2 separate regions of the Homo sapiens genome follow, and region 2 is linked to region 1. A link is a contact called in ENCODE Hi-C or POLR2A ChIA-PET data. All regions are on one chromosome and are shown on one strand. The core of a region is the stretch at or near the end of the contact, and the rest is flanking DNA. Distances in the headings are between cores, read along the strand shown.

Evidence for each region. A loop is a pair of places that touch in the nucleus more often than their neighbours do. ChIA-PET counts read pairs that join two places held with the same protein, here RNA polymerase II (POLR2A). Pooled maps may share reads with other maps.
Region 2: a pooled map shows a loop between it and region 1 (3-fold over the local background). The contact joins the promoter of ESAM here to the promoter of HEPN1 in region 1. A Hi-C loop is called at or near these places in 6 of 50 pooled maps. POLR2A ChIA-PET finds 5 or more read pairs at or near these places in 5 of 52 experiments (BJ, OCI-LY7, Panc1 and 2 more).

The regions. Positions count from the first base shown.
Region 1 is chr11:124,915,769-124,920,593 of GRCh38, reverse strand. It overlaps HEPN1 (hepatocellular carcinoma, down-regulated 1), which reads right to left and starts at 1,344. Exons shown (of 1, transcript NM_001037558.4): 1 at 1-1,344. The coding sequence starts at 843. The coding sequence ends at 577. It overlaps HEPACAM (hepatic and glial cell adhesion molecule), which reads left to right. Exons shown (of 7, transcript NM_152722.5): 7 at 1-1,389. All of the region lies in intron 1 of LOC107984406 (a long non-coding RNA gene), which reads right to left.
Region 2 is chr11:124,759,792-124,764,616 of GRCh38, reverse strand. It overlaps ESAM (endothelial cell adhesion molecule), which reads left to right and starts at 2,327. Exons shown (of 7, transcript NM_138961.3): 1 at 2,327-2,532. The coding sequence starts at 2,463. All of the region lies in intron 1 of ESAM-AS1 (ESAM antisense RNA 1), which reads right to left. RefSeq lists silencers at 1,539-1,588, 2,129-2,538 and enhancers at 2,269-2,772, 4,667-4,736.

The sequences.
Region 1 (4,825 bases), core at 95-2,594:
CAGGGGCTGTTCTGAGCTGGGGGGATCATTGTGAAGGCCTTCTTCCCTGGGCACCTGGTACCTGGGGACCTACAAGGTGGTGAGGGAAGGGTACGAGTACATTCCTTTTCCCTCTGACCTGGGCGCTAGCAAGGGCAAAGAACCCGAGCCTGCCAGCTTGGCCTCCTCCCACAGCCTCCCTCGGAGGCATGCCATGCCAAGCACTCTTTCTGTCTCTGTTCATGAATAAAAGAGATGGATGGGCTTATTCTTATAGAGAAGTGAATTTCACTTACTCCCCTGGCCCGAAAACTAGACCAAATGAGGAACTGTTTTAGCTCATCAAACTCATATATTCCTCCTGGCTTCCTTACAAAACAAGCCTTTCAAACAATCATTGTCCTCAGGAAAGTTGTTGAGCTTCCTCCAGCTGTGAGAATAAGTCCTAATCTCCAGAGAAATGGTGGGGGGAGGAGGAGGCTTATTGCTTCCCAGCATTTGGGGGGAACATGATCCAACCCCTGGCCTCCTGCCACCCATCTGCCCTGCTCCCACATGCTCAGGTCCCAGGGCACAGAAAAAGGGCAGACTCCCTAATCACACTAACATCAAAATAAAGAGGCTGGGCCGCTGTGTAGCCAGGACATGCCCATGCCACCGCCTATTGAACAGTTCATAGGAGTGGCAGTAATCTACTGTGTGAGGAGAGAGGGCAATTAAAAAGCTGAAAGAGAAGGAGGCCCTCTGTGTATTCCATTCCCTCCTCCTTAATGCCTCCAAGGGTCCTTGCATCCCTAGTCTCCTAAACTCCAGCTCTGATTCGCCATCAACCCATGGAGCAATTCCAAGGCCCCAGTTACCCATCACCTCCACACCAGGTCAAGTTTTGTCTCAGCCCCAAAGGCACTGACATTTCTAGTTTGCCCCCTCTGCCCTGAACCCCACAGCATGCCTGTCTCAGCTCCCTGTCCCTCGGCACTTCCCCAGGCTCATTTGAGCAGGTGTGCCTTCGCAGCTCCCCTAAACTTCCCAGGTGCCTCATCCATAATGAGATAATGCATGTAGGGGAAAAGTTTCTCAAGAAGGTGGAAGAGGCAGCAGGACTTGGATAAGGAGTACCTGCTGGTCAGCCTTGAGATGCACAGGTGAAGGTTAGGGTGAGATGAGAACATGCCATACCCTGGTGCTGAATCCCTGAGGGGCCAGCTTGCCAGGCTTAAGCCAAATCTGCCTTAAATTGGGGGTGGGGAGGGGTAAGTAAGGAAGTGGGGTTTGTTTTTGTGTTGTTTTCATCTTCATCTTTGTATTACTAGCATCCAGCAGAGTGCCTAGCACATACTGGATGCTCAATAAACTTTTGATGAAATGAAATGACAACTTTATTCCACATAAACAAGGGTAACAAAACAAGCTGCTTAAATATACCAGTCATTTCTCTTCTTCTCCTTTCACCTCCTTTACCCTCTTTCCAAACCCCAAATTGTCCGTTCCAAAATCACTTACCCGTTCATTCATTTACTTATTCAGGTGTTCTTTTATTTATTCGACAAACATTTGTTTACCTACCATGGACTAGGCCCTGTGCTAGACACTGCTGATACAGCATAACTATGTCAGGAAGACAGATCAGTAAACAGATTACAATATAGTGTGTAAAATGCAATGGCAGAAGTAGATACAAGGTGCTCTGGGAGCATGTAGATTAGATGTCAGCAAAGGCATCTTGGAGGAGAACAGACCTGAGTTGAGTCTTTCTTAGAAAGACTTGTTAGTTAATCTGGTTTTTAAAAGTATGAGAGGACACACTCCAAGCAGAGGGAGAAGCATGTATAAAAGCTTGGAAGTGCAAGACACGATGGGGGGGAATTCAGGGTACTGAGCCTAGCAGTTGATGAAATTATTTCAGGAAAGTATACAAAGTAGAAGGTGAAGAAAGCTGCAGATAGATTTCTGAGGCATCAGTATGTGTAGAAAATTTAAAAGGACTTCACCAAGAAGGCTTAAAAGGCACAGCCAGCAAGATAGGAGAATATATAGGAGATAACTATATCACACAATCAAAAGAACAAGAGAGTTTCAAGAAAAAGGGAGCATTCGGGACTACAAGGGCAGGGGGCTCACATATGAAATGAAGTTAAAAGTGCATGTTAAATTTGGCAACAATGAAAACATTGAGTGACTTGGCATAAGTAGTTTCAGACATGTAGTAGGGGTTAAAGCCAGATTGCAACAGGTAAAAAGTGATATGTGGAACTTCTCTGCTAAATACTTGAGACTAGATGTTTGAGAGGTCTTCCTGTTTCAAAACAACTAGGTCTTGCTTAAATGATATTTGTTTTGCATTGCTGGCTTCAAGAGATGGGGGAATTTTTTTTTTTTTTTCAGACAGAGTCTCATTCTTGTCACCCAGGCTGGAGTGCAATGGCGCAGTCTAGGCTCACTACAACCTCTGCCTCCTGGGTTCAAGTGATTCTCCTGCCTCAGCCTCCCGAGTAGCTGGGACTACAAGCACGTGCCACCATGTCCAGCTAATTTTTGTATTTTTGGTAGAGACAGGGTTTCACTATGTTGGCCAGGCTGATCTCAAACTCCTGACCTCATGATCCGCCCACCTTGGCCTCCCAAAGTGCTGGGATTACAGGCATGAGCCACTTCCCTGCCAGAGATGGGGGAAATTTTTAAGCAGTCAGAAGTAAAACAAAATTTAAAAGCACAGTGAGCTCAAAGTACTTAGCACTCATTAAATATGAGATTACCAAGGGAGGTGAAGCAAGATGGCTGAATAGAAGCCTTCACTGATTGTCTTCCTGCAAAAACACCAGATTGAACAACTGTCCACACAAAAAAAGCACCCTCATAACAACCAAACATCCAATGAGTGATCACAATACCTGGTTTTAACTTCATATCACTGAAAGAGGCACTGAAGAAGGTAAGAAAGACAGTCTTGAATTGCTGACACCACCCCTCCCTCATCACCCGGCAGCTGCCGCATGGAACAGAGAGAGAATCTCTGCACTTGCGGGAGGGAGAGTGCAGTCATTGTGGGGCTTTGCATTGGAACGCAGTGCTGCCCTGTCACAGGGAGAAACAACACCAGGCAGAACTCAGCCAGCACCCACAGAAGGAGCATTTAGACCAGCCCTCGCCAGAGAGGAATTACACATCCCAGTGGTTGGAACCTGAATTCCAAAAAGACTCACGACCATGGGTTAAAGTGCTCTGGGGTCCTAAATAAACTTTTAAAAGTCTGTCTAGGACACAAGGACTGCAATTCTAGGGGGGATTCCTGATGCTGTGCTGGGCTTGAAGCCAGTGGACTTGAGCATATGATCTAGTGAGACACCAGCTGGTGCAGCCAAGGGAGTGCTTGCATCATCCCTCTGCCAACACCAGGCATCACAGCTTGCAGCTTTGAAAAAGACTCCTTTCTGTGGTTGGAGGAGAGGAGCAGGAAGAGTAAACAGGACTGTGTATTGCAACTTGGATATCAGCTCAGCCACAGTAGGACAGGGCATAAGACAAGCTCAGCCACAGTAGGATAGGGCATAAGACAGAGTCCTGAGTCCCCCATTTCAGGCCCTAGCTCCCAGACAACATTTCTAGACACCCTGGGCCAGAAGGGAACCCATTGGTTTGAAGGGAATGACCCAGTCCTGGCAGCATTCATCACCTGCTCTCTCTAGAGCCCAAGGGCCCTCAATAATTTGCAATAGAACCCAAGCAGTACTTGCCATTGGCCTTGGGTGAGACTAAGAGACATGTTGGCTTCAGATGTCACCAAGCACCTTTCCAGCTGTGGTGGCTATGGGAAGGGGCTCCTTCTGCTTGAGAAAAGTTGAAGGAAGGATAAAGGGGACTTTGTCTTGCAGCTTAGGTACCGGTGTGGCCTCAGTGCGGTAGAGAACCAAGTGGGCTCTTGGGGTCCCCAATTCCAGGGTTTAGCTCTTGTATGGCATTTCTGGACCTGCCCTAGTGGCCATAGTGGAGCCCACTGCCTAGAAAGGAGAGTCCTATGCTTAGCAGCATTCATAAGCTGACTCAAGAGCCCTTGATCCATGAATGAACATCAGCAGTAGCCAGGCAGTATTGACCATGGGCCTGGGGCAGTGGTGACCAAGGGAAGAGACACCTCTGCTTGAGGAAAGGAGAGGGAAGAGTGGGAAAGACATTGCCTTGGGCTTGGGTGCCAGCTCAGCTGGAGTAAAATAGAGCACCAGGTAGATTCCTAAAGTTTCTTACCCCAGGCCCTGGCTCCCAGGTGACATCTCTGGACCTGCCCAGGACTGGTGGAAACTTGGCACCCTGAAGTAATGGATACAAGCCTGGCTGGCATTGCCACCTGCTGACTCTAGAGCCTTAGGGCCTTGAGCGAACATAGCTGGTAGCCAGACAGTGGTTACCACAGGCCTTTGGTGACACCTGGTGCTGTGCTGGCTTCAGGTCTGACGCAGCACAGTCTCAGTGATGGTGGCCACAGGGATACTTGTGTCACCCTTCTTCCAGCTCCAGGCAGCTCAGCACAAACAGAGAGAGAAGGAGAGAGAGAGAGAAAGGGAGAGAGAAGAGGAGAGGAGAGGAGAGGAGAGGAGAGAGAGACTGCTTGTTTTGGAGAAAGAAAAGGAAGAGAATAAGAGTCTATGTCTGATAATCCAGAGGATTCTTCTAGATCTTATCTAAGACCATAGGGTGGTATCTCTTCAAGTCTGCAGGAGCCACAGTGTTACTGGACTTGGGGTGCCCCCTAATGCAGATACAGCTGCAGTCACCAAAAACTAAATCACAACACCCAAGTTCCTTTGAATACCTAGAAAGCCTTCCCAGGAAGGAAGGGTGCAAACAAACC
Region 2 (4,825 bases), core at 1,078-3,577, 160 kb after region 1:
GTATATTCAAATGTAAAGGTAAATATTAGGAATTACTTTCGGAATCTAACATGAGATGTGATTGGAAGAAACACTAATGACCTGCAAGTCTCTAACATATGAAACTATGAACTAGCTCTTGCACACGTTTATGTAAGCAGTTCCCAGGTCGCACATAGATCATCTGTGTCAGCATTCATGATTTACACCAGGGTGGAGAGCAGTCCACCCTAAAATGCATCTTGGTGAAAACTTTCACAAAGTAATGGAGCTGCTCTGCTAACTTCTACGACTTGACTGCCCTCAGGGTCAGAAGAAAGAAATAGCTGAAATAGGAGACAGGAGACAGTGAGGACAATTCTTTACGGTCAAAGAATCTTGAAGAGACTGCCCCTGTGTCACATGGAGACATTCACTGACTACAAATCATTGGTTGCAGCTTTACTTCCCATGTCACAAGTCATTTGGGATCTGAATTCTGAAGGAAAAGTTAGCTACAGGGAATGAATGTTGAGGCTACACCTTATGTAGCACTTGATCAGGATAAGCACAGCCTGTGTGATTAGATACTTGGTGTTTCTGGGTTAGAACCAAAAGACTTTGTACTTCCTCTCTTGGAAGGAGTTACTTATTTGGGGTGACTTGTCTGGAAACAAAGGAGGGGTGTTTACAAGAGATGGTTTGCAATGCAGACTAAAGCCAAGAAAAATTTGAGTGTGATGGAATAGGAAAACCAAACCAACAGCCCCCAACCCCACCACACAATCTGCTTGGCCAAGTCCAAGTTTGTAGCTCCCTACACAAGAGTGTGAGACTGGCAGGTATCTCTTCCTGTTGTCTGTGCCTCCACTGAGCTGCCAAGTACTAGATTCTAGGGTTTGCATGAGCAGTTTTGTGTTTGCATAGGCATTTCTCAAAGCCACTGCATGGCAGGTATTTGAAGAGGAGCCAGGCAGGTCACACTAGAAAGAAGCAGCTGAGAGGGCATATGGGGCACTGTATAGAAAAAGATCTTGTGTGAAGTGTGGGCCCAGGGACTACACTCTGTTAAAACAGCAAAACTATGTGCAGTAAATGGAATCCCGCAGGCCTGGCTGCTTTTCTTCCCAGACAGCTCTGCCCGCAGAGCGGGCAGCGTCAGGAATTCGTTGTTATGCTTTCTTCCCTCACTGACCTTTGCTGGGTGGTTGAGCTGTGCTGGGATGTTTGAAGCATTTTTTTTTTTTTTTTTTTTTTTTTTTTTTGGCTGTTGGACAGAAAAGCAAGAACAGGTGCGTGCCTTTCTGTAAGGGAGCGGCGGCCGCCAGAGGGCGCAGAGGTGCCTTTTGACCGAATGGCGCGGGAAGGGGGGCGTAAAATTCAATTCACAGCGACCAAGATCTAGTCTCGGGAATTAAAGGATCAGAGCGCGCCTGAGCCTTTCGCTGCGGGGATGGGAGGCACTGAAGATTTGGGGGATAAAGAAGAAACGGAGGGACTGTCCTGTCTTCCTTCCCGCAGCCGCCCCTCCTCCCCAGTCAGCATCAGGCCCGTACGCCGCTCATTTCAGGGGCTAAGCTGGGAGCAGCACGCACGTTGCCTCAGTTTCCTGCTCAGCTCCCGGGACTACCTTGTGCCAACCTTCCCTGCTCGGAGTATGAGGCACAGGCCGGGGTAATCCTCCAGCCTGGGCTGGGGTCTGCTGAACTCGCGGAGCGCTTTTTCCTGCCCGCGGGTGAAGATTCCCCGCTGGCGCGTCCCGGGGCGCCCTGGGCTCCCGCGCGACCTCTGCCGTCGCCCTCGCTGCCGCGCTCCGGTGGCCGCGCAGCCCCCGCCTCCAGGAAAGCCACAGATTCCCGCTGTGCCAGGGAGCCCGCGCGGCCGGCGCTCCGGCCTCTCCCTGCAGCTGGAAAACGCTGCTCCCCTCTTCCTCCTTCAGGAAGACCGCCCTGATTGGGCCGGGGATGCGGCACCCCCAAGTTTGGAGCCAGAGCCCAGGAGCGTTTACATGTCAGGTGTTACGGGTGGTTCTGACTTCGGATAGTCCCCAAATTTCCCACCCTTCCTGGTCACCCTTCCTATCCCACCCCGGCGGAAGGGAAGGTTACGGCTCAGGATAGTTCTGGAGCCTCCTCTTCCCCCTCTACTCGTACCTGGCTGGCTCGTGGGGCATCAGAGCTTACCTCACCCCTCCCTGCGTCCAGACCTGGAGGAGGCCGCAGGGTCCCGCCGTCCGCGCGCTGGGGGCGCCCCCGGGCGGCGGACCCCGCGCGCCCCGCCCGGGAGGACGGCGACCTCTCCGCCCCCTCGAATGCCCCGCCCCGCTGTCGCCGTCGGTCCCCACCCCGCCACCGGCACACAGGCGCGCAGACTTGGGCTGGAGCCGCCCTGGGTGTCAGCGGCTCGGCTCCCGCGCACGCTCCGGCCGTCGCGCAGCCTCGGCACCTGCAGGTCCGTGCGTCCCGCGGCTGGCGCCCCTGACTCCGTCCCGGCCAGGGAGGGCCATGATTTCCCTCCCGGGGCCCCTGGTGACCAACTTGCTGCGGTTTTTGTTCCTGGGGCTGAGTGCCCTCGGTGAGTGAAACCCGGACCTGGAGGGGACTTGGGATGCGGGATGGGGTGAGTTCGACCCTGAGGGAGAACTTTGGCCACTGCTGCGGAACTGGGTCCCACGACTCGCCCTCCTCCCCTGACCTCCTAATCCCACTCCAGGGCATCACTGGCTGGCGCTGACTTCTCGCTTTGTCGGGGACAGCCCCCAGTTTGGGTGTGGGGGCGGATGGCGGGGGGAGGTAAGGGCATCTCTCGGAAGACCTGGATACCTCTGGGGTGAGTTATCGGAACCATTCCTCACCCTGTCCACTCCCCACCCCCCACCCAGCAGAGCCGGATGAGCTGAGCCGCTAGATGAGACACTGGCTAAAGAGCTTAAGGACTTAACTCTAGCCCCCTCTCATCCCCGACCCCACATACAAGCTGATGAGGAAGATCCCCCGGGGAAATACCCCTGGTCCCCAGGCTTGACACACGCACTTCGTGTCAATTCCCCAGCGCAGATGCTCTCTCTTGCCCCCTCCTGCTTCCTGCCCTGGGAATCAAGGGAGGTGCCCCAAAAGGACGACCGTGAGGTCATTTGGGACACAGGAAATGGGGGAGGGGTTCAAACGCACAGAGAAACAGAATTGTGACCACCCCACCCCCCCAAGGCCCACCACCCTTATTGGTTTCCAGAGCCAAAGGGAAGAGGGGAAATTGGGAGGAGGGTGGCCAAGGGTCAGAGAGGAAGGGAACCTCCTTGGAGCAAGTGTTTGGGAAGTGTTGTAGGCCTCCAGGGGCGCTGGCTTCAGCTGAAGCTGGGGTGGCTCAGAACTCCATCTGGGAGAGGACCCGGCAGGACTAGGCCCTTTTAAACTATTTCACTTGCTGTCCCTCAGCTTTCTTGCCATCTCCCTTCAAGGATCTCGAATGGGAGTGAAGGGTGGGTTTAGCTATATTGACTTTAACTCATTTCTCAGGTTGGAGGATGTCAGGACAAGTAAGGCCTGGGAAGCTGTAGAGTGAAATTCTACAATGATGGGGACAGAGATGAGGATCACCAGTGTCCCCTTTAGCATGTTCTGTGCCCCACAGGTGTCGGGGCATGCAATATTATAGTCCTTGGACAAAATGAGTCTCAAGTACAGCCCCCCAGGCCACACCAAGGCCACAAGTAGCCTTCTGTCCCTCTGGGCTTGGTGGGCCTGCTCCAGGATCCCTCAGACTTCTCATCCCGCCTTTCCCAACTTCAACTTCAGCTCTGTTCCTTCTGCATTCCACCCCAACTCTATCCCCCTTCCTTGTGGGGGGTGGGGGCTGGGGGAATCTCTGAAGCCAGGGAGGACAGTTCAAGTTGACTGCCTGAGTGTCCCAGGCTTCACCTGCTGCTCATCTGCAACCCTTTGTCCTACCCCAGCTTTGAGCCTCAGTTTGTCAGACTGAAGACCTGGACTCAAAAGTTCCAATCGGTCCCCCTGGGGGGTTGCCCAGTTCCCGCCAGCCACTCGAGGGTTAAATGGCACTGGTGACCCCGGTGCAACGTGCAGGCGCCCGGCTCCGCTCTTCTGGGCTCTGGAGGAGGCTCTCCGGCTCAGTAGGCTCCTCGGCGGCTCAGTGCTGCTGCCCCTGGGGCGTGAGAAGCCCGCGGGGGGAGTTTCTCAGAGAAAGAGGGAGACTAAAAATAGCCCCGGGGAGCGGGCCCATTTCGCTCTCCTTCGGCCCCTGCCGGCTCCCTCACTCTGGCCTCGGAGAGGGCTGTGGGCCGGAAGGGTCCCTTTCTTGGGCTGTCCCAGTGTCCTTCGATCAGACCCAACCAGACTCCTTTTCTCTCCCAGTGGCTCCGTGGACCCTGGGACCGAAAAAAACGGACCAGTTGGTGACTTCCGAGCCAGCAGACACCCAGGAGGGAGAGCAGAAAAGCCTCAGGCCCTCTTCTGTTCCTAGTTTCTGACAGGGCGAAGGGCAAGGAGCATGTGCCCAGACCCCAGTGTGTCCGTTACTATCTCTTTTAACTCTCCTCTACCTTCTGGAAAGTGGAATTATAAATGTGGGACCTGGGGAGGTCGCTGGTGGTCCACAAGGTGAAGGAAGGGCGCGCCCCTTCTGGGCCCCAGGCAGTTTCCCGGCGGAAACCCTTTCTGGCCGCCGGGTGTGTGTCGTAGAAAGGCTGGGGGAGAGCCGGCAGCACCTGCAGGCTCCAGGCGTGCCCGGCCTCAGCGGAATGGCCAGCGGGCCGGGTCCCCAGGGGGCGTCCAGCTCCTTGAGGCGGGGATTGTTTCCTCCCGTAGAGCCTCCGGTCTAGTGGCCCCCCCTTCATTGTCTTCTGCCTTAT